2 separate regions of the Homo sapiens genome follow, and region 1 is linked to region 2. Evidence: read pairs that join two places in POLR2A ChIA-PET (ENCODE). Cell type or tissue: A673. All regions are shown on one strand. Links, peaks and the distances in the headings refer to the core of each region. The heading gives the core; the rest is flanking DNA. Region 1 overlaps LOC105371664 (a long non-coding RNA gene). Region 2 overlaps LINC02770 (long intergenic non-protein coding RNA 2770).

Region 1 (10,005 bases), core at 1,056-9,055, 590 kb after region 2:
TCTGCAGTCAATATGACTACTGTTTGATCCAGAGATGGCATGTGCACAGCTAAGTATAGCATAAGAAGAGAAAAAGCCCATACGGTATTCACAACTGTAATAGATATCCTTTCTTTGATTCCAGAACAGCACTATTAGATAGAAAAAGGTGTTACTATTCCTGCTTTATAGACAGTAAATCAAGGTTGAGCAAGGTAAAGCAATTTACCCAACTAGCAGAAAATGTACTTTTTACCTTAAATCCATTGTTTATTTATTCCATTATGACAAATATTATTTGTTTGGATGATTTATTTGGAGTTGGGCTAAGGAGAAATATAACTGATGCTGATTTGAGGTAAGAGTGTTACCAGTTATCCAAATAGATGAGATAATATCTCAGTGAACATCGAAAAGCCTCTAAAGGACATGGGTTTTATACCAGCTAACCATTTTGAGAATTTGATTCATCTTGCTTGATATCCTTAATTATCTTTTCAAATGTTTTCAAAATATTCAATGTCCCTGGGTTATGCTGGATACAATTTGCTAAATGTATCTTTCAAGCTTCATAGATTAGAATGATGACTTAGTTATTTGCAGACTCACTCCCTAAGTATTTCCACAATTTTGAAACTGCGACTTCAGGGAAGGATGTCTGTTTAGTAGTAATCAACTCTAAAAATAAAGAGCACAGAATTCTCTTTCCAAAACATTGAATTGCAAAATTAGGCTTTTGACGAAGACCCTGCAGCGGCAGGTGAATCATCAAATGGAGAAGGTTTACTTGACTTCTCAAGAGAATTTTAAAAAGAGTATAAAAACAAAGTGGAAAAAAGAAAGAAAGAAAGAAAAAGAATGGCCGGAGGATTGTCTATTCTGGAGTTAGGCTAAGGAGAAATATAACTGATGCTGATTTGAGATAAGAGAGAATTACCAGAAAGTAGCTGACCAGTGGGACATTATTGACAGCGAGAAGAGATCCACTTCCCCTGGGTATCTGTGGATAGGCTAAGGATCAGTTCTGGGAGAATCAATGCAAAGAGGCAAAAGGGATGCTAAAATTACTGATGAGCAAGACAGAGACTGGGCCAGGATCATGGGAAATACCTAAAAGGGGAAAGTGATGAGCCGGGAAGTGCACGCTGCCACCGAGGAGCCATCTGAGATGTAAAATTGTAGAAACAGAGCACTTGAAGCATCCTTTTAACTTCTGGTCAGAGATTTGTGGCAAAGTTGTCAAATCCTAAAACTGCCTTATCTCAAAGGTGAGGGGAAACCTCTGGTTCCTGAAGTGACAGTGAGGGAAGGAGAAGGAATAGGAACTGAAACAGGGGAATCAAAAAAAGAAGACGAAGAACCAAAAAGGATTAAAGAATAAAGTCCAGCAAATGCCCCATCATGAAAAGTCAAAGGCAAGATGGACAAAATCAACCTGGTGAATGAAACAGCACATATGGACAACTGTTTTCCTTTTCTCTGCTTTTTTTCTATCTCTGTGTGTGCCTAGGCCACCTGGGCTTTATAAAACACGTGTGTGTGTGTGTGTGTGTGTGTGTGTGTGTGTGTGTGTGTGTGTGTATGTGTGTGTGTGTAACTTCATTTTTAGTCTGACATCTCACTAAACTCAATATACGGCTGGCAGCTGGAAACTAGATACGCACTCACCCAGCTTTAAGCTTGCAGACGATGCCAGTGCCCCAGAGGAGGGCAGAGCTGCCCTTCTAGCCTGGGTCCCTGGATGACCTTGGGAAGTAGAGGATGTCTACCTGTCCTATTACTGGCAGGAGATGTTTCACCATTGCCTTTGGAGTCTCTTTGCTACAACCTTTACTCTAGTTAACATGGTAACATATTTATTATTATTGTGTTTTCCCTGCATATTAGAAAACAAAACAACCTGTATCTCAGGGACTAATTGCAGAAAATAGCCACAAGGCAGAACATCATTTAATTAGAATACATGGCAGATGGTGATTTAAAATTTTTTCATTAAAACACTCAAGATGAGGCTGAAAATTTTCAGATAATAATAAAGCTGGTTGATTTCTTACATGCTATTAACTAAGGAAAACTTAAGAAAGAGATAGACAATAGGACCTATATTGATGACTGAGTTTTAAAAATCTATTACTACTCCAGCAAAAGCAACTCCAGAAAAGCATATAATTAATAGAATGTTTTAGCCTATGAGGCCGGGTGCAGTGGTTCATGCCTGTAATCCCAGCACTTTGGGAGGCCGAGGCAGGTGGAACAAGGTCAGGAGTTTGAGACCAGCCTGGCCGATATGGTAAAACCCCGTCTTTACTAAAAATACAAAAATTAGCCGGGCATAGTGGCACACACCTATAGTCCCAGCTACTCGGGAGGCTGCGGCAGGATATGGCTTGAATCTGGGAGGCAGAAGTAGCAGCGAGCCGAAATTGTGCCACTGCACTCCAGCCTGGGCAACAGAGTGAGACTCCAGCCCAAAAAAAATAATGTTTTAGCCTATGTTTGATAATCAGTTATTCTGGTGTGCATGACTGGTAGCTGTGACCATAGCCGGACAAACTTGAACAGCTAACACTAACTGAATTCTACTAAAATAATGTCCATTACAATTTGATAAGTTTAGAACAATATTTGCCAGTATTTTGCAGTGACTTGAGAAATAATAATGATAATCCTCCATATTACGTGGAAGGTCTGGTCTCCTTCTCCATATATCCTACTAAAAAGTATTAGATGGCTTACAGGATTCACAAGTGTTCCAAAAATAAGTTTCAGGTGAGCAAAAGTATTTAATCCCTCAGCCCCCAGGCCTGGTCAGGTTGGGCATGAGGTACCCCAAATCCCAGGGCTGGCCTATCACCCTTGACAGTATGCACCACAGTGATATGAACACATTTTATTTTTTTATTTCTTAATATGAACCATGATATGAAAAGGGTAGGAAGATACCGACTTAGAGTTTTCTAAACATGTCCCCCAAATTATTAAGCTTTTTTAAATAACTATTTTCATTTTCATACTTTATATCTCCACATCATCTATCATCCTCAGTAATATACAAGTGACCTTATGCCAAATGTTGTCTATTTTTGAAACAAACGAAAATACTAACTGAAAGTTATTCTTTTTCCCCCCTTGAAGTGGCCTCCTCAGCATTACTTTGATTTTCCTTCTTTTCTGCATGGGCCATAATGCAACAGAATAGATCATCCTTTTGACGAAAATTTAAAACTAAAAGCCTTTCACCACTCATTTCCCTTTCAGACAAGCTCACTGGGAACCACATAAAGGGAGATTTTTGCGTGACTCCTCCTATGGTCAGAATTCAGCCCCTTTCTTTTACAGTCTTCTTATGGTTCAAGAGTTTTTTCTAGGAGCTGTGGTTTCTGTTTCTCTCATTTGGGCATTTGTTTATCCAGTTTCTGAGGTAGGATGATGTTGTATTTCTGCTAGGCTCTTTTCCAAAGATGAATCTCCTTGGCCTGGGTTACTTTCTTTTCCCATTTATTAAAATGAACTCACGCCTCAGCCTCTAGAACGTAATTATGACAGAAACAGTTTCTAATTACAGCAGTTCACATTTATTCCAGGACGATGCCTGACTTTAACAACTTTGTTTACTCACATAAAGCAAAAGCTAAATCCTTGCTTTTAGTTGTATCATTAAAAAAATGTCACTGGTAAAATGAAGCATCTTCCTTTAATGCTCTGAAGTCTAAATTGAGAACATTTACAAAAGCCTCTGAGGGCTCCTGACCATAGGAAGGACATTACTCAGTCAACAAGGACCTATTAAATATCTGTTCTACACCAATAGTGTCTGAGAGGAAATATGAGGCAGGAAAGCATTATAAATGGGCTTTCTGCCTAACTAAGTGATTTCTCATCCACTCTAGGAGAGGGAAACAAAAAGCCACACTATTGTATTCCACTATCTGGAATCCTAGAATGTCATATCTAGAAAGGAGATCAGAAGTTGTCTAACCTACTCTTCCCATTTGTAGATTATGAAGCCCCAGTGCAAAGAGATTAAATGGTTTATTCTAGGACACCCTAGTAATAAAGTCACAAAGGTAAAATTAAAAATGAGTAGACAGAGCACAGGAGCCTGACTCAGATGCAAAAGTTTCGTAACCTGTCCCATGCTGTCTCCCTGACTCTCTTGGTCCATTTATGTAACTGTAACAGAGTAGCTGAGACTGGGTAATTTATAATGAACAGAAATTTATTTCTTACCAGTCTGGAGGCTGGGAAGTCCAAGATCATGATGTAAGCATCTGATGAGGGCTTTCGTCCTGCATCATCCCATGGCAGAAGGCAGAAAGGCCAAGAGAGGGCAAGGACAAGGGAGACAGAAAATAAAGAAGGGTCAAACTCCCCCTTTTATAACAAACCTACTTTTGCAATATCTATATTAATTCATTCACTCAGCTCTTATGGCCTAATTACCTCTCATTAGGCCCCACTTCCCAAAACAGTTGCTTTGGGGATTAAGTTTCCAACACATGATTTTGGGAAGACACATTCAAATCATAACACTGACTAAAACTAGTACAGAAAATTGTAACATGGTAACTATTTCAGTAATACTTTGGAAATACAATGCTCTAGTAATATTTCAGTAATGCAATGCAGCAGACCGTTGCCTGTTTTCATTAACTACACTAGAACAGAACAGTTTACTGTGTTCAGAATTACACATCCATAGCAAAGCTATGACCTACAAACGTTCTCAAGGTGAACGTGTCAATAACACTATATGAATTTTTGAACAATAACTAACAGAGCCTCACTGTGTATCTAGCTAGTGAGTCTTCTGCATACCAGCATCAGGTAAATTGCTTTATTCCAACTCCTCGTTAACAGTCACTAATAGCCGATACACTGATATACCACTTAGATATTTCCAATTATCTCATAGTCTATCTGTGTAATTTGATGAGCTATTATCCTCAAAGCTAGAAAAAAAGTGAAACTCTACTAGACATTTCTGAGAAAATTGCTGCCAGTAATTTGAATGTGTTGCATCGACTAAGTGAATTGAGCAAAATTTATCTTCCCTTTTACTTTTCCCTCATCTTTATTCTGCTTTTCTATCATTTCTCACCTTTCTCTCTACCTGCCCTTACCCTTAATCAATATCTACTTTGATTCATTAGAAAAGCATTATTCATTTCCACAGCATTAAATTGTCCACCTTCAGAGCATTTAATCATTACCTGTTTTTCAAAATGACTTGTGTGACCTACACCTAAACACTGCAGTGAAAAATGGTCTAGATCTTCTTTTGTGCCCCCACTCTCCCCAAACACAGGCTTATCACAGCACTGCTAACATATATTTGTATAATTTATTTAAATGATACTGCAATGGACTGTAATATCTTTGAAGGGAAAATGTCATATTCATTTTTGCATCTCAACTCCCTATCATTCCTGGCAAATATGCGTGTTTGCAAAATGAATGATAATATCACTCAATTCATCAATAACCTTTAACAACAGTGTTTACTATAATATTTGGGTTGGAAATGTGAAAGGAAGACAAAAACTGAACAGTTCCTGTGGGTAGCTAAAACAGAGGAGAAAGGGAAAAAACATTCTCCTTTGGTTCAGTAGCAGTTTTCCATGGAATAGAAAACATTGCAATCTTTACTCAGGTATTATATGTTTTTCTGGATGAAAGTCTTATTTTGGGTTGCATTATTTTCATCATTTGCAATAAATGTATGCCCTTTTAATGAGACTTTGTGTTTAATCTTATTGTTCTCTTACCATAATTATCGTATATCCGATAGAAAGAGTTTTTCCTCAGAGCAGATTAGAATCACAGGGGACAGAAAGAATATGGGTGGAAAAGAGAAGACGTTCTGCATAAGAAAGGGTACAAAGTTGCTATAGCAGTTCTTGAAAGAAACTGATAGCTACAAATTGAGAAAAGAAAGAAAGAATAAAGGAGAGAAAGGGGCCAGAAAACTCAATAGGGGTAGGGAGCAGGAGGGGTAGGGAGGAGGAGGAGGTAGGGAGCAGGAGGGGTAGGGAGGAGTAGGGGTTAGGGAGGAGGAGGGGTGGGGAGGAGGAGGAGGTAGGGAGGAGGAGGGGTAGGGAGGAGGAGGGAGGAGGTGGTGCAGCGATGGGGCATGTGCATGTCTATTGCTTCGTTTGAGGTTATTTGTCTTGTTATACTGTAAAGCTCTCCATTTCATCCAATTTCCAACACACATACACATAGTTGGGTATATTTCCCTTCATAACATCTATTTATTTATCTAAGAAATGTTTTGTGCGGATGGAGACACATTTTTTAATTGTTGCTAATTAAGTGAGGAGGAGACTAAGCTTGTCTATGTCAAGGTTTTAACGATTAAGCAAAGCTTCTAACGAAACAGGAAAAAGAAACTTAAGAAGCAGTGGAAACCATGAAATATAAGCTCTCCAGCTCTCCCTCCTCCCAGAATTCACAGAACACTAGGTATGGTTTTTTATTTACACAGGCTATGAATTGAAGTTTCAGGGTTATTTTTACCTAGGATGTAAGCGAGAAGAAAGCCTCAAGAGAAATGAATTACACATAGTTCCTAAGAACAAATTCTCTAATATGAACTGAAATACAATTATTAAAAGATGGTTCCAGAGAAACATATAGATCGATGCATAGAAATTTTACTAAACTGAACTCAGAACTCTCCTTGACTTTAGATATCCAATCTGTGTTTTCCTTACTTTTAAAGACACTTAGAAAATGTATCTAAGAAAAGTTGAAGATGTTTCTGGTTGTTTACAAGAAACTGTTTCAAGTGATGAATGACAGAGGCTAGACTTCAATCCCATTTGCGACAAGAACATTTGTTCTCTTTCTTCAGTGAGTGATTGTGAAGTGGCAGAAAGAAGTGGGAATTAAATCTCAACAAAAGTGGCTTTCTCAATTGTGTCTTATGAAGTATAGATTTCCTAGAAGTGGTTTTCATAATAGAACACAATTTTTGACTTCATGGAAATCAAAGCATCACTTTAAATCTCTCAGAACTCTATGATTCCTGTTGGATATTTCAGACCCTCAAAATTTAATCTGGAAGTTAAACATAACAATTCATAAAAGAAGTCCTTTATTGTCTGCCAAAAAAAAATTTTAACTGTCAATTTTATTATTTTAGAAACCTTCTTCATATTATAAGTGGTGATCATGGTGGCTAGTTTTAGGTGTAAGCTTAGCTAGACTATGGCACAGAGTTACCCAGCCAAACAGGAATCTAGGCATTGTTTTAAAAAGGTACTTTGTAGATGTGGCTAACATCTACAATCAGTTTAAATAAAGGAGATCATCCTCAATAATGTGGGTGAGGCTTACTCATCCAATCAGTTGAAAGTCCTTAACAGCAAAATTGAGGTTACCCTCAGGAAGAAGAAATTCAGGCTGAAGACTGCAGCATCAGCTTCTGCCTGAGAGTTTACAGTGTGCTTGCTTGCCCTACAGATTCGGACTTGCAAACCCCCACAATCACAGGAGCTAATTCCTTGAATATATTTATTTCATAAATAAATATATATGTAATCATACATATATAATCATATATTTTATATAATGTTTGTGTCCTACTAGTTCTGCTTGTCTGGAGAGCTCTGACTGATACAGTGGACAAATGCTATTGACAATAGGCTTGCATAATACTAACAAGAACAGACGTGAGAGAGATGGTTATCCTAGCAAAATAATGTAATCGTTAAGTTTTTTAGATAACAGACACATAAAAATATATTCTTGAGCTGAGAAAAATAAAAGCCAATTAAAACACGAAGTCAAGCAATATGAAAAGATGCTAAAGATAATTTGATTACTACCCAGCCTACATCTTAGGATTGTATGGAACAATAATCATCTTGGAGAAAAATATGCTACTTCATTTAGTATTAAAATACATGTCTTCCTTCCCCCCCTAAATTATAATCTCCTAGAAGGCAAAGAACACGTCTTCATTTTAGAATGCCTTACTCACAGTAAGTACACAATAAATGGTTGCTGGATTTAAAAAATGAATAAATTTGTATCCTGAGTATTAGTTACTCAACACCTATTGACTAAATGCCTCCTATGTTCCAGCACTGTGCTAAGTTTTGGGAGCACAGTGGTACACACATTAAGTCCTCCCCTCATGGAATTGTGCTGTGGCTTACCTGACCTGGTGACTGACACAGGTGCCTAGGGATGGTATTGCCCAAGTATCATTAAAAGGCTGCTGCCTTTAGCAGTTCTCTGCAAATCTGATATGCTAAGTTCAAACAGAAAATGGGTAAAGGGTGATGAAGTGATCTTTTCTTAATCAAGGCTACTGCAGAGTCCAGTGATGAGAATCAGGCAGAGCATCTCTTTTACGTATAGGTAATATAACTGCAACAATAAATAACACATTTATAGAAAAGTGAAAAAAGAGGAAAAAAAGATTATCCTGATTTATGTCAAACTCAGAAATTAGCAGTTTATTTCCCAGAACATTTAGTTTGCTTTCTTAACTATTATCTACTTAAACCATTTTGTAGAGACAATATGGAGATAAGGACATGGCCAGAGTTGTCAGACAGACCCAAGCCTAAAGCCTAGCATCACCACCAGCTATGTGACTTTGGACTAGTTGCTTCACATATCTGAACCTCAGTGTTCCCAAATATAAAATGAGAACAATAACTGACTGCCAGCCTGCGTGTGTATGTGTGTGTGATAGTGTGACAAATAAAGTACTGTGAGTAAACCTAGCAGCTCAATGCCTAGCATTTGGAAAGTTAACAATAAATGGTAATTAGATTTGATACAGTACTTCACATTTTAAAGCTACACAACCTCTGGGATGACAATTCCATTAGCAAAGTTACTGGTTCAAAGGCACTTCCCTTCTTGTGACTTTCAGAACGTGCTCAAACCATTAGTTTTTCCAAGAGAAAATCTCCAGTATGTTATGGAAACACTATAAAGAGGAATTTCCAGGAAAAATAAATAAATATAGGTACCATTAATAGATGTATATAGACTCATAAGAACCATAGACTGTTAGACCAGGAGGAAATACTGAAGATCATTTAGGTCTCATTTTATAAAATTTAGAAAAGCAAAATAACCTCTTCAAGGGCCCTAAGTAGTTAATGGTAATGTGAAGACAACCCATCAGTTTTAGAGATAGACCATAATCTACTACCTATAATTTGTCTCCATACTTTAGGATTATTATTTTCAAAGGGGTAAATGCAATTCCCAAAACAATAGCTAATTCTTAAGTTGTCTCTGTAAAAATTACAAAGACAATCCTTTTTCCTCTATGATAACTCATACTATTCACAGCCATCTGTGTACTCTGACTTTCAGAAACAGTTTCTCTCTCCAGGATGCTGCTCACTACATGAGAGGCACAGGGGATTGTAAGCGAGTGGCCAGTCCGTTTGTGGTTTACCATGTGCCAGATTCTGCCTATGCTTTCTCATTTAATCCTCACCCACAACCCTTTAAAATGCATGCTTTTATTTTCAATATTGTCCATATGGGTTAATTAAGGCTTATCGAGGTTAGGTAATTTGTTCAGGTTCACACTGCTACCAAGTAGGAAAGCAAGATTTAAAGCTATTCTGTCTGACTCCAGAGGCCACGGAGATATTGAGAGTTTCTTGACACCACAGATTGCTAAATTCTTCCCTTATATCTTATATTCTGATGTCCAGGCTTCCCTGCCTAATCCATGAAAAATTATGCTGAATGCAAGACTTGGTTCTCTAGCTGGTTGATTGGAAATTATAGTCACATAAACCAAAAGAAGAAACCAGCCCAGAGTTTTGTGGTGATACAGCTGAGTAGCGGGTATGGATCACCCCTGGGCCTTGTGCTCCTGCAGATGGATGAATCAGGAGTGCAGCCTCTCTGGGGTGTAAACAGAACCACCCAACAGGAGGGCCCAATGTCCTGTGGGACCTGAACGGAATAAAAATGTTCAAATCTGTAAGGAAATGGCATTGCCCAAGTACCTTCAAACTGCCTTTAGCAGTTCTCTGCAAA
Region 2 (10,005 bases), core at 828-8,827:
AAATATATATATATATAAATATATATAAATATATATATAAATATATATAAATATATATATATATATATAAATATATATAAATATATATAAATATATATATAAATATATATAAATATATATAAATATATATATAAATATATATAAATATATATATAAATATATATAAATATATATATAAATATATATAAATATATATATAAATGCAAACATGGCATCACAATGTGTGATTTATGATACAAAAATAAACAGACACACATTCTTCGACAGAAATTATGGGAGTCCAAAATTCTAAAATTGCATAAACTTTCTGGAGTTCAAGTTTGCAATATTGTTAACGACTTAAATTATTCATATCCTTTGATCCATAAATTCTTCTTCTAAGAAACAATATAAATGTATTTCAAGAACATGGATGTGATTTTAAATTAATTTTTAAAATTTCATTTTTTCTGTGATTTTACTTCCAATATTTTAAATCAATTATTTTCTAATTAATAAAATATATTTTTATTAAAGGAGGATATGATAGAGGATGATCTATATTGAATCCACAGCCTGTCCCACTCTATAATCTTAGTACTGGTGTCATCAAAATGAAAGTAAAGATAGGAGGGCTAAGAGGTCATTGAAATTCTAAATTTTAGTTTCAGTTATCAACAACGGGAAAAGTAAAAAACCAAATAGGAAAAAAAAAAATTACAGGGAGTCGGAAATTGTATTTCACTTTGGGGTCAAAAAGAAGAGATCCAAATTCCCTTTGAGGAACCCACATCTCAAGACACCCGATGTTAAAGGTGACAGGTGGGAAGAAAATTCAAGGACTACACAACTGAGATGTGCAGCAGGTATGAGGTTTGAGGGTGATCATGGGGACTTCTTCTTAGTGTTTGATCACCATGTGTGAAGTTTTTTGCTTGATTTGCTTGATACTGTTAACACTAATTTAGCCTAGAGATTTTGTCTTCTTAAGTATTATAGGTTCTTAATAATTTGGGGTTCTTAAACATTTTGGGTAGGGAGATTTTTCTTAACACCACTCTTCTTCATTTAGACTGATTAGGGATTATCTTTTAGAAGGATTAAAAAAAAAAAAAAAACGAATGTGACCAAGATAGAGGTAGGAATAAATTCTCTACTAGATAGATATTTAGAATGTATTTATAGAATGAAAGGAGAGAGAACAAAATGTTTTGTAGGTTTTGATGAATTCAGTTAATTTATCAGTATGAAAAAAATGTGGGAAGCTATAATAGCCTTTGAACCATCCTGCTGCAGACCCTGAACGTGAGAAAATTCATTGCAGATGGATGAAGAATTCTGTGGGTCAATGTCAACTGCTAACCATATAAGAAAACTCATTTAAAATTTACCCCTACTTCTACCTTCCATTACTAAATTTGCTCCTCCTGTGACATATTTTTTTATAGTGTTAGCTGAAAAACAATATTCCAGCTGAAGTGTAATTTTAATCATCTCTTGAGTGGTTGAAATGCCATAAAGCATTGTTAATAATAAAATGACAACCTTTTGCCAGCTGAGCATTTGCACATTGCCTGGAGGATATGGAGAGAGAGAGACCTGGAAGCTGAAGGAACAGGTATTTATACCTGACTGATTATATCTCAGTCTATTTTAAATTGCAGTTTATAATATTAGAAAAATATACAGAATAATGTCAAAATCAAGTCAGGTCATTGAATTGAAGAAAAGAAATTGACAGTACTCATTTAGAAAACACAATAACTATTGGCCAGGTGACTTCATTATATTGCCCATAGATTTGATATTATCAATATTGATTGAATCAAGCTAACCCAAAATGGAATTTTATTTTAAATTCTTTGTGATTGAAACAATTTGTGGAGAAATATGTGACTGGTTAAGTCAATATCCAGTGAATGCTACATGCAGATAATTCCTACAACTCTATATATTTACACTAGCATTATTAGTATAAAAAATTCACTTACGTATTTCTGTTCTTCTAAGATTTAAAGATACAAATAGAAATGTAAACTAGGCCAGTAGTTTTTTATCTTTCACATTTTACTTCTTTCAAATAGTCTGTCAAATAATCAAGTTGCCAAATTCTTACAAGCAAAATAAACAATTGTTCAAATACATTTAGGCTTACTATAAATTTATTTTCATATCAATACTTATTAATAAGAATTAATACTTATGTTTACTGTCAATTTATTTTCACATTAATACTTACAGGAAGTTTGAGAAGTTAACTTTATTTGTTAACTGGCAAAGATCTATATTACAATTTTATGGAAAAATTATCAGATGTAGAATACAACTTATTCTTGATCCTGCCTGTAAAATTTATAATGCATTCCTAAAAATAAAAGAAACCTGAAAATAATATGATACTTTATTTTTCAAACATAAAGATATTTTAAAAGATACCTGGCCATTTTGAATATATGACAACTTAGGGGTAAAACAACAAAATACCTACTGATAGTAGTTTATTAGTATAATTACATGTAACTATTTTAAATAACATATTATATAAATAATTTTTATTTATAAATATAGCATTTGCTTTCCTTTCTAACCTTGTATTAAATCATATTATGTCGGTTTTTGACTTGTAGTATTGGCTTCAATTAATCATCACAGAGCCAATTTTTATATCATCTAACAGTTTTTCAGAGGGCATCCTCTTTACGGTTTCCTCCTGATGCTTTAATAAGAAAAATTTTCTCAAGTCATATGTATCAGTGTGAGTAATATTGGGATAGTCTCCCACCCTTAGGACTTATGACAGAATATTTGGTACATAAAAATCTATTGGTGTATTGCTTTTAAAGGTAACATTTTACAACCTTGTTTATAATAAAATAGATTTGACATTGTAAAGTGGTTGTTCTCGGGTATAACTGCTAAATACATACTAAATTATTTGCTTAATTTTATAATGTTTCCATAAACTAAATCTTATAATCAATGGTGTGCCGATAAATGCTTAAAACTAGCCCTCTGGCAGTGAAGTGGAACAAAAATTCCGATTTGTGCTATTTTCTAATTACCATGGTGTAAATATTCCTACCCTGGCCACTTTTAAGCTGCAAATGTGAAATCAGCTGTCTGGCAAATTTCCAGATATGTTGACTGAGCTTTCCAGAGCCATGGTGAACTAGCTCCAACACACCACCAAAAGACCACAAGCATCTCTCTATCTATAAATTCAATTTGCTTTCACTTTCCACTCCCAGGTATTGTCTTTTCATCCCCATTTCTTCCCTGTCTCCATCTTCACTGGCTCCTTCCCTTCAGTATAAGCTCACTTACAACAACTAAAATTCGCATTTATTCTAGCCCAGTCCCATTTTAATGAAAACAGTTTTCATAATATTGATGTTGCCAGGGCTCAATCTCATCCTAATTCCTCAATTCAGTGAAAGTTTTGTCATAATAATGTTGTTTACACTGCTCTCAGAAGGATCATTAATAAAAAAATCCATTGCTTAATCTGAACATTACTTTTTAGAATTTATTCTATTAACCTTTCTTTGCATTGACATTTCCAAAAGCAAATATAAAAAAAGTTTGATGTTAGAAGTCTGTCATTCTCCTGATCTCAATTTCCTTGTTCTCAAGGTACATCTCTAATGTCTCATTCTTGATTTCTAAACATTAACTGTTAGTGGAAGTGAGATGTAATAGCAACCAGAATATGTGGTTTCTTCTCTTTATGCATATACACTAATTATCATTCTGAAAAAGATATTTAAACTTTATGGTTCTCAAATACTCACTGTAAAATGAAGCTAATAAAACCATCTACAGTCTTCTAAAATGAAGATTAATTGCCAATTTATATTGGGAAACTCATTTAAAAATAAATAACCAGTTCTAGTCATAAAATATTCTTTATTAAATTGTTTTAGAAGCAAAAAAATTGGAAGTTGAATGTATGCACACTAATGTAAAATATACATTCAGATAAATGTTACATTTTACCCCTTGTTTTAAAGACTGAATAATTTAGTTATTTCAGAAGGTAATTTCTCTTTTTGTTATTTGAAAATATAATTAATAATCTATTGTCCCAAACCCATTTATAGTCTCTTAATCCAAAAGCCACCATAACATGAAATTATAGCCTGAAACATAAATAATAAAAGCATTGCGTTAATTCATTTATTAAGTCAATATTCATTGAGCATCTGCTAGTTGCTGAGGATATAGTGGTGAATTTCTTTGGGTTCCTGTACTCATTAAAATTATATTGTGTTCTAGACTTTTCTCATATGGTGATAAATGAACCCATAAGGATTATGTTCTAGAAGATTTATAGCATTGAAAGTAGTAATTGAAGACTGTCATTTCCTGTCTTTAAAAGAAATTAATAGAGTAATTATTTAAGTAGTTTACCTTTTAAATCGAACAAATAGAAATTCTCCAAAGCTATATGAGCATGACCCAATTTGGTAGACAGATTTGCACGATAATGTCTCAGTTTGTTCATCCTTTAGATCATGGGTCCACAACTGCCTTTCCATCAGCCAAATTCAATCCTCTCCTCGTTTGTATACATAAAGTACTATTGCAAGACAGCCATGCTCATTTATTTACGTATTGTTTATAACAGTGTTCTTACTATAGGAATAGTCGAGTAGTTTAAACAGAATCTACTAGCCTACAAAGCCTAAAATATGTACTCTCTGTCACTTTATAGAAATAGTTTGCCCACTATAGAAAAATACTTCTAACCAATCTCAAAATTTTAACAATTTTCAATCTTTATATTGTGTTCAACTTCTAAATGCTTACATTAGAAAAAAAGGAAAAGCTTTACATCAATAACATAAATTCCTACCTCAAGAAACTGGCAACATAGCAACATATATAGGGAATTAATAAGAAACAGAAATCAACAAAATTGAATATAGAAAAACAACAGTGAAAAAAATCAGTGAAACTGAAAACTGGTTCTTTGAAAAATGATCAATAAAATTTATAAACCTCTAGCAAGACTTAAAAAATAAAAAGATAGTAGAAACATATCACCGATATTAAATCAGGGATATTACTACTGACCTTGCAGTCATTAAAAAAATTGAAAGGGAAAATTATAAAAGAACTTTATGCTTATAAATTCAACAACTTAGAAGAAATAACCTAATTCCTCCTAAACCAATAAATATCAAAATTGAAGCAAATGAAATAGACAATCTGAATAGTCCTAAAACCATTAATGAAAATGAATTTATAACTTAAAAACTCTCAAAAAAGTAATATTCAGGCCAAGATGATTTCACTAAAGAATTCTACTAAAAACTTAAAAAGAATTAACATCAATATTATACAACATCTTTCAAAAAAACAGAAGAGACTGGAATACCTACCAACTCATTTTATGAGTCCACAATTACCCTGAGAACAAAACCAGCCAGAAACAGTACAAGAAGGAAGGAAGGAAGGAAGGAAGGAAGGAAGGAAGGAAGGAAGGAGGGAAGGAAGGAAGGAAGAAAGGAAGGAAGGAAGGAAGGAAGATCATCTCTTATGAGCTCAAAAACCCCGATAAGAATACATTAGTCTACTAAATACAGCAATGTATAAACAAATAATTAAATACCATTGCAAAGAAGGACTTATTTCAAGCATGCTAAGCTGACTTAACATTTGAAAATCAATAAATGTAATCCACAATACAAACATGCTAAAGAAGAAAAGCATTTTGGCAAGATCTGCCACTCAGTAAGATAAAAACTCTCAGCAAGTTAAGAGTTGAGAGGAATTATCTCAACTTGATGAAGAACATCTATAAAAAACCTAAAAAGCTAACATCATACTCAATGGTGAAAAAATAAAAACTTTCCTTCTAAAATTGGAAACTAGACAAGTATGTGTGTGTTCACTCTCTTACTCACCACAGTACTGGAAGTTCTAGCTGTTACAATAAGCAAGAAAAAGACGTAAATGACATAGAGATTGCAAAGGAATAAATAAAACTCTTTCTCTCTCTCGTTACAGATATCCATTATTATTTATGAAGAAAATCCCAAGAAATTCACAAAAGAAAAATAAACTCTCCTAGAACTAAGTGAGCTCATCAGAGTCACAGGATACAGATGGGCACACAAAAATCAATCACAATTGCATTTTTCTATATATTTATGTGTCATGTGATGTCAGGGATATGTTCTGAGACATGCGTTTTGCTGTCATGTGACCATAGAGTATACTTACACAAACCTAGATAGTATGGCCTACTACATATCTAGGCAATACGATATAGCCTCCTGCTCCTAGGCAACAAACCCATGCAGTTTGTTACTGTACTGAGTATTGTAGGCATAATGCTAAGCATTTGTGTATCTAAACATAGAAAAGGTACAGTAAAAATATGGTATAAAAATTTTGAAAAATGATATATCTGTATGGGGCACTGACCACGAATGACCTGGTAAGTGAATGTGAAAACTGGGAAATTACTGTACGCTGTTGTAGATTTTATAAACTCTACATTTAGGCTACACTAAATTTAGAAAACAAATATTTAATACAAAATTAACCTTAGCTTACTGTAACATTTTTACTTTACAACTTTATAAATTTTAAATTTTTAACTTTTTTACTCTCTTATAATATCAGTTAAAACAAGCACATTGTTCAGCTGTACAAAATATTTTCTTTCTTTATATCCTTATTCTATAAGCTATTTTCTTTTTTTTACTTCTTAAACATTTTTGTTAAAAACTGAGACACAAACAGAAACACTGTATACTTAGGGTCAGGATCATCAATAGCACTGACTTGGACCTTTACATTTTGTCCCACAGGAAGGTCTTCGTGGACAATATGTCCATGCAGCTGTGTCATCTCCTATAATAACACCACCTCCTGCTGGAATACCTCCTGAAGAACCTGCTTGAGGCTGTTTAAAATGGTTAACTTTTTTTATTTTTAATATATATGTAGAAGCAGACTCTAAAATAATGACAAAAGTATGGTGTAGTAAATGCATAAACCAGAAACATGGTCATTTATTATCAGTATTAAGTATTATGTACTGTATAAAATTGTACTGCTATACTTTTATACTACTACTAACACAGTAGGTTTGTTTACACCAGCATCACCACAAACACATAAGTAATGCATTGGGCTAGGACATTAAGATAGCTTGTCACCTATTCTATCAATATGTGATAAAAATTTTTCAGTTCCATTTTAATCTTATGGAACCACTGCTGTCTATGCGGCCTGTCGTTGACCCAAATGTCATTATGTAGTGCATAACTGTACTAATACTAAGAAAAACTGAGTGTTTGTATTTTAGAGTTAAGCACTGATACGTTTACAAATAAAATAATATCTGACGTTTGTTTCAAAGGAATCTGGATAAGAGGATATGGTAAGAACATATATGAAGTAAGATTGACCATGGGTTAATAATGTTTGAAGCTAAGTGGTAAATAATCTTTGTCCCAACCTTTGTGCATAGTGGTTCTCAAAGATGATCCCTGCACTGGCAGCAACAGGATCATTTGAGATCTTGTTTGAAAAGCAAACTCTGAGGAAACCACATATTTTGTAACCAAAACTCTGCACATGAGGCCCATTAGCCTGTGGTTTCACAAGCCCTTTAGGTAATTTTGATCCAAGCTAATGTTTCTGAATCACTGCTCCAGTATAAATAACATAGAATATTGCATGTATTTGTAGAGACATGACATTTGTATATTTTTAAGTTATCCATAATACAACGAAAAATAATGAAAACACCCAGGACAAATGTTTCACTGGAAAAATTTGAATAAAGTTTGCAGACATAATTCTAATCTTAAACACTTCCAAAAGACAGAAAAGGATCTATTCCCCAACCCAGTCTGAGAGTAGAAAATCTTAGCCCTGGAAGTGAACAAAGAGTATGAAAGAACTATTAAAGCCAGTCTCACTTATGAACAAAAGATCCAGTAATCTTAAGAAGTTAAGTAAATCTAGCATTATGTAAAAATAATAAAAATACATCAGAACGAAGTTGTATTTATCCTAGAAAATGAAAGTTGATTTAACATTAGAAACACTTTAAAAAGCAGGGAGGATTAAAGGAGTTTGTTTATTCTTAATATATTCTGTTTGTTTATTTCAGTGTTTTTATATGAGTATCCTTAAATTTTTAAACTGTGTTAAGATGCATGCTTATACTTGTTTTACTTTTCTGACTGGAAGATAAACCTAAATAAAGGTTGTGAAAAAGATCTTTAAATATTACATTTATTCTTGAAATTCTTGTTAACTTTTATAATTGATAGTTGATAAACAATTAGGAAGCATAAGGCACAATTCTAATAATTCTGCAACTTCCCCCTAGATATTCTTGAAATGCTTATATCCATTGGAATCTGACATTTAAAAAGTTCAAGATTTTCAATAATTTAATACACAAACGCTTAAAAGAGTAAATATAGTTGTGATTAAGAGAAGTTTGGCATTTAAAAATCATAGCAAACTGAAACTTTTCATCTTTTCATTTGTAACACAAAATATTAACTTAAATGATTTGATTTTTCTTTTTCTTTTTCTTTTTTCTTTCTTTCTTTTTTTTCTTTTTCTTTTTTTCTTTTTTTTTCTGGGATTACAGGCACATGCCATCACGCCTAGCTAATTTTTGTATTTTTAGTACAGACGGGATTTCACCATGTTGGCCGGGATGGTCTCGATCTCCTAACTCGTGATCCTCCCGCCCCCGCCGGCCTTGCCTGGGTTTACAGGCGTGAGCCATCTTGCCCGGCTGGTTTGATTTTTCAATAAAAATGCAATAATTATAAATAAGGAATAAAAAGAGTGTCTGTATTATAAAATATAATAACTTTTATTTTGCCTTTCGATATCCCTTTGGTTTCAAAACCAAATGTAATATAAACTGTCAATTTAAAATTGATTTATTAACAAATTATTATTTCCTTATGTAAACATTTAATTATTACACATCTCTGTTATTAAATGGAAAAAGTTGAAGATTGTATGAATATTATAGTTTATGCATGTTATACAATTAAATACATTATATATAGTTTAATAAAATGGTAACCCCAAATTTTAGAAATATATTCAAAATATTATATTTATAATATACTACATGAAAATCAAATTATTTTAACATTATTTAGGGGATTGGTGGATTACATATTGCTATAGTCAATGTTAGAATGCCAAAAAATTTGGAAATCCTGATGTCTATAGGTACATATTATTGCCTCACAAATTGGATTCTTAGGTATTTTTCAGAAATATAGGGTATTTGCAATTGCAAAAAAAAGAGATATTTTTAATTTGAATGTATTCTGGGAATTTCTTCCATTGCATCTATTATTGGTATTTTTAAAAAGAGGAAAATAAATCAGCCTATAGAGATACTCAGTCAATATATTTAAATTTTAGAATAATTTCATGGGCATAATACACAGCTTTGATTCTACTTTGATAAAATATTTGTATGATGGAAAAATTTTAAGATTGTAATGTTCAAAATAAATGTAACAATGGCTAGTAATAGGATAACACAACCTCTAGTAAATTTATTCATTATTTTTTCTTAACTAAACAAAATATAATTATTTCTTAAATGTTTTATACTTAACTGTGTGTGTAGGCTTTGTAAGGGAAAATAAATATATTATTTAAACTCCTTAATTTCAACCTCTGACTTTTCATGCAGGAATTAATTGCATGTCTGCTGCTTCTACTTTTACAAATCTCATTATCCCAGTTTTCACTGGGTGACCTCTTAAAACCAGTGACCATCCCACAAAACATAATGGTGGATGTTCATTAATTTATAGTCTAAAAATAATTATTCACTAAATTATAAAACTCGACTTGTGTATTTGGGCATGTATTTGCATTTTAATCTTTCCCATTGAGTTCTTGTTTATATTCTTTCAAAAATTACACACACACATATGTATAACATATATATTATATGTATTTTACAAGTTTATATTAATTGTCACTAGTAAATTGCCACTTTTTTATTTGCTT

Evidence for each region. Peaks named below come from ENCODE experiments on the same cell type or tissue, not always from the same donor. Only the 100,000 strongest peaks of a DNase experiment are listed, where the experiment ranks them.
Region 1: POLR2A ChIA-PET joins it to region 2 with 11 read pairs; 2 of 35 experiments call an interaction of 5 or more read pairs at or near these places.

Annotation. Positions count from the first base shown.
Region 1 is chr1:192,589,390-192,599,394 of GRCh38, forward strand. LOC105371664 (a long non-coding RNA gene) reads right to left here. Exons shown (of 5, transcript XR_002958418.2): 3 at 4,210-4,268. Among named protein-coding and RNA genes, the nearest start is that of RGS1, 19 kb to the left of the region's middle. In A673, for the core only: no CTCF peak of the experiment used is centred there; no DNase peak of the experiment used is centred there.
Region 2 is chr1:192,003,039-192,013,043 of GRCh38, forward strand. It overlaps LINC02770 (long intergenic non-protein coding RNA 2770), which reads left to right. Exons shown (of 10, transcript NR_186758.1): 10 at 6,801-8,222. Among named protein-coding and RNA genes, the nearest start is that of RGS18, 150 kb to the right of the region's middle. In A673, for the core only: no CTCF peak of the experiment used is centred there; DNase peaks (open chromatin) are centred at 3,113, 4,333, 5,443 and 5,573; H3K4me3 peaks cover 310 bases; H3K27ac peaks cover 5,934 bases.